Linked DNA regions of Homo sapiens: region 2 is linked to region 1. Evidence: read pairs that join two places in POLR2A ChIA-PET (ENCODE). Cell type or tissue: GM12878. All regions are shown on one strand. Region 1 overlaps AUTS2 (activator of transcription and developmental regulator AUTS2). Region 2 overlaps AUTS2 (activator of transcription and developmental regulator AUTS2).

Evidence for each region. Peaks named below come from ENCODE experiments on the same cell type or tissue, not always from the same donor. Only the 100,000 strongest peaks of a DNase experiment are listed, where the experiment ranks them.
Region 2: POLR2A ChIA-PET joins it to region 1 with 5 read pairs; 4 of 35 experiments call an interaction of 5 or more read pairs at or near these places.

What each region holds. Positions count from the first base shown.
Region 1 is chr7:69,951,928-69,954,427 of GRCh38, forward strand. All of the region lies in intron 2 of AUTS2 (activator of transcription and developmental regulator AUTS2), which reads left to right. Among named protein-coding and RNA genes, the nearest start is that of AUTS2, 350 kb to the left of the region's middle. In GM12878, no CTCF peak of the experiment used is centred here; no DNase peak of the experiment used is centred here; H3K4me3 peaks cover 443 bases; H3K27ac peaks cover 1,385 bases.
Region 2 is chr7:70,005,312-70,007,811 of GRCh38, forward strand. All of the region lies in intron 2 of AUTS2 (activator of transcription and developmental regulator AUTS2), which reads left to right. Among named protein-coding and RNA genes, the nearest start is that of AUTS2, 410 kb to the left of the region's middle. In GM12878, no CTCF peak of the experiment used is centred here; a DNase peak (open chromatin) is centred at 1,485; H3K4me3 peaks cover 1,224 bases; H3K27ac peaks cover 940 bases.

The DNA of each region.
Region 1 (2,500 bases):
GACCTTCAGTTTTATTTAGAAAGAAGGAAAAACAGATTATTTCAGTTACTTTATGTTTTGTGATTTTTACTCGATTTACCTAAAGAGAAAGTGCTCAGATTTAAATTCTAGGTACCTTCGTTGCTAATTATTTTTTACTGCACTTTTATGGCCATTTTTTATTTCTAAGGATTGAACCCTTTTTTTTGTAGTTTTCTCTCAAGGGCTAATATTTATATTTTTTTGCTTCCAAAAACTGTTAAAGTCTGAAAGTGTAAATTTATATTTGTGGTGTTTACTTTGTCCTTTAAATGTTTTTGTGTACCCATACTTTTTGTCATAAAGATGGAAAAATGATATTAAATTAACCAAATGAAAGTAATTAATGCTGAACATTCACTAAATTATTAAGATGTTAATGTGATTCCAAATGCAGATAGTTCATGGGCAGCAGCATGTGTCCTGGGACTCCCCCTCAAAGGTTGGCAAGGTTTGGGCAATTTTGAGGGAGGGAGTTAATTCTTAAGTAGTAAGCTTTTTCGTTTACCTCTACTATTTATAAGCTAATATGCAGGATCATTGTAAATTAGTGAAAAGTGCATTCCATTGAACTAGTAGTTGTAATACTGGGTTAAATATCTAAGTTGTGTGACTTTGGGCATGAGTTTCTGCCTCTGTGGGTCTTATTTTTCCCTGTTATCAGAACTGTAGCATTGGACTAGATCATGTTTCCTTGTGTGTTTTTTGGAAAATGTGACAATATACTAGGACCTACATGAAGTCACAGTATAAACACCCAAGGGACACAACAGGCATATCTTCCTGCCTTTCATATCTATTCACTTGAGGCTTTTGGTAAGACATTAATTTTATACTTAAGCAAACATATTAAAGACTGAAAGGAACTCATATATCTTCATATAGTGTTAAAGATATTAACACAAAAATGAAAGAAATATTGTCCATACAGCAGGCCACAGATAGATATCCCTTGTTTTGTGATCAGTCTTTTCTGCTATGGAGGGCACTTTGGACACATTTGAGGATCACTGCATTAGATGACAGGAAATGTGTTTCTTCCTATGCTCAAGTTGTGTAGCCATGACATTTGAGGATATTTACATTTTGAATTTCCCTCCTCCCTCCCCTAAATTAGTGGCATGTTCTAGAGAAGGGTTCATGTGCTTTATTTACATAAAACCTATCTCAATGTTGTTTGATAAGAATCTGTTAAGAGATCTTGTCCTAAAAGGATGGCACTTAGTGTTGGAACTGGAGAATGGTGGGGTGTGAGGAGTTAAAGTAATTCCCTAAGCACACTAGACACGCCTGATGCCCCTTTCAAGCCAGTCTGCTTCCACGTGGTGATTCTTTCTGATTCCCATTATCACTGTGTCCCCCTCACCCCTGCCATTTAGCCTAGATTCTGGCAGAATGGAAATCCACGTTTCTGAATTTAGTATGATTTTTTTTTCTTTCCTTCTATTCTCAGCAACAATAAGTACTCTTGATGGCAGCTGCTGTATTAAGCCCAAGAGCTTAAAAGATTAAAGAAACCACTAACAGCAGTAAGGAGGAAGTTTAAGGGCCTGTTTTTCTGAAGGTTTGTGTTTTCATTCTGATGGTTGAGTAGAAAATTACAAACAGGTTGTGTTCGGCAGCTGGAATGCTCTCCAACATCTGGGGAGACCCAGCCTTCTGTTTATTTCCCATTCATTGGAAGGGTGGCCAGCCAGTAGCAGAAACTGCAGGCAGAGATACTAGAACTCTTTGGGTACATAAGCCGTTAGAAATTCTTTTTTTGTAGAAATTTCTTCATAGAAATACCTTGTTCTCTATTTTTTCATAAGCTTGACTGAGCACTTAACTTCAGGTCAGTTGCTGAGGAAGAGGTCTGAAGGTAATATTAGTACCCCCCCAACTACTTTCAGCTGGAAACAAGAGTTGTTTGGGCCCTTACTGAGTTCCTACTTTAGAGTCAAGGGCTGGCCTTCCCCTGCATCTGTCTGCATATACCTCACAGCTGAGCAGATAACATATTTGTGCAGCTATTCCCTTATGATTTCCTCTCTATTAGAGAGAGGTGGAGCCTATGACAGACTGCAGAGTGTTTGCTCCATTCTTCCCCACCCCGTAGCTTTACTGAGGTATAGTTGATAATTAAAGTATTTACATATATTTAAGGTATATAGCTTGATTATGAGATATATAAGTATACATTGTGAATATTCAAAATCAAACTAATCAATCACTCCACATAGTTACCGCTTTTCTTTTTATAGTGAGAATACTTAGTATCTACCTTCTTAGCAAATTTTATTTATGCCACATAGTGACTATAGTTAACAATATTATATACTCAAACCCAGTTATTTTAATTTTTAATTTTTTTAGAGCTAGGATCTCGCTCTGTTGCTCAGGTTAGAGTGCAGTGGTGCTATCATAGCTCACTGCAACCTCAAACTCCTGGGCTCAAGCAGTCCCGCCATCTCAGCCTCCCAAGTAGTTAGGACTACAGGTA
Region 2 (2,500 bases), 53 kb after region 1:
TCACAAAAGTAAAGGTTCATAGTTAGATCTAAGCCCCTTGGGGGACAGGAACTGTGTTCTATTCATACTTTGAATTGCTAGTGTCTGGCATGTAGTAGTGATTAATATATTTTTTAAAATGAATGTCAAGTATTATGACAGGCACTGGTACAGAAAGATCAAGAAGAAATGACCTCTTCCCTTGTGAGAGGCTCACTATTGTGATAGACCAACCTCTGAACAGAGGAATTACCATCTAGGGGGCTGTTATAACAGGCATGTGCTGTTCGAGTTCAGGGGAAAGATGCACTTGCTCAAAGAGGGAAGTTTGGGAGGTGTACGGGAAGGAGGAACCCACCTGGATCTTAAAGGCTGAGCTGGCTGCTGAAGAAGAGAGGGGCACTTGGGCCTGGTCACCAGCTGTGCAAAATCAACAAGGGCAAGGAAGTGGCTGATGAAGCCTGAAACAGGGAGATTCCCAAATGTGATCTGTGACCTCAAAATTGAAAATTTTAGTTAGTGTAATTTTAGTATATTTTATGTGCATGTTCCAAAGTTTTTTGAAAATTGGTTTTATATGTTTAGCATATGGGGCAATTCTAAATTAGTATATTTGATTAACGTTGTATGCTAGTCCTTTGAAATTCTGCAGTTGGATTGTGTATATATTGTGTATAATGTTACCTCTTTTCCGACTTCATGAACCTAACATTTAAAGTGGAAACAAATGCACGCATGTGTTAGTGTTTAGTGCAGCAAGAAAGCACGGCCCACCACTTCCAAGAAGTGAGTCGTTGCATAGGGTGCCCCGTCCTCAGAACATTGCTCATTGTTCATTTTTTATTCCTCAGCTCCTTAGTTCTACTCAAAGTCTAATATTAGTTTAACTACCAAATGGCAGAAACCAGAGTACGTTGTACATTTTTCTTGAAGGATACAACTGGAAAAAATTTTGCAGAGGCTCATGTGATGCTATTTTCCTTCCGTGGTGACACTTAGAATTCGTTTCACATTGCCTTTGAGAGAAACGAGGAGGGGGGAGAAGCCTGTATTTGATAGTTTTGTATGTTCCTCTAAAGAAAGAGAGTGCTTGAAAAAAGAAAGGCAGGCTTTCAGATGTTGTCTGAACAAAGCTACGGAAATGTGAGACGAGAGCAGCATCTGGAGATTTTCAAACACTGGAACATGGGCTGCACGTTTCTTTTGCTGTTGGAGGAGTGAAAAGCTGTTTCCTGTCATTTCCCATCTTGTCACTTCCAGAACCAACATCTTGCTACTTCTTGCACCAGCTGCTGCTGCTGTTGTTTTTTTTACCCCCTCCACAGACAGATGGTAAAAGAGCTTTGATAATCCTCGCCCAACTTCCCCAGTTCTAAAGAAGTTTGCGGTGTGGTACCTTTATACAATGATCACATGCCCTGATACCTACTGTAGCCTGTTAATAGAGTTGGGAACAGAGCAGAAGGATGTGCTGCAGACTTTTAATGTCTATGGCATTCTTTGTCATGTCTCATGGGAAATGCTGTGCACAAGCCCCATCTCTGTGGATGCTTCGATTTAGCTTCTGAGGTTATATTTAGAAAAGAGGAAGTTGTGGGGAGTACCTTTGCTTCCATAAGAATTTGAGATTTCTGATCAAGATTTCTCTGTACATTGAATCCAGGATGGGAGTTGCTCTTGATATTCTTGTTCGTATCCCTAGGTTTTCGCAAAGCAGAATTAGGCATATTGGATATACCATCTTTTCACAGGGCTGTTTATCCTTAATTACTTTTTTTACACCTATTTCTTCCAATATTTTTCTTGCATTACCTAGTGCAAACAGGAACTTAGAAGTTAATGCAGAAAATGCCGTATGCATAGGAAAGATATTTGATGCAGACAACCTTGGTTTTGTTTTAAGTTTTATTACCTTTATTATTACAAACTAAAAATGATAACCTCAATGAGGGAGCTTAGCCTTTCTGTCCCCCCCTAAATCATGGTTGCTTTCCTAAGTATAAAAGTAACATACTCATTGTAGAAAACTTTGAAAGTAGAAAATCTATTACAGAAAATACAAAGTCATCCATAATTCCTTAATAACCACTCTTACATTTGGTATATTTCCTTGTAGCTTTTTTTTAGAGTTATGTGTGCCTGTATTTCTCTTGTATACTTATAAACTTACATTAATATTGTGGCCATTTTCCAGAATGGATCTGGTGGTAGTAGTAGTGGTGATGATAATGGCATAACCTAAAATTTATTGAACATTTATTATGTGATAGTCACTATGGTACGTGCTTTACATATATTACACATTTCATTTCTCACATCAGTTCTATAAAGTAAGGATTATTTATTTTTATTTTAGACATGAGAAAAGTGAGGCTGAGAAACATCAAGTAATTTTCCCAAGGTCACACAGTGCGCAATAGGTGAAGCTGGGATTTGAACCCAGATAGTCTGTCTTCAAAGCTCATGCTGTTTGTCATTTGCTCATCTATGTTTAAAAGGTCTGAATATTTTTTAAATTATT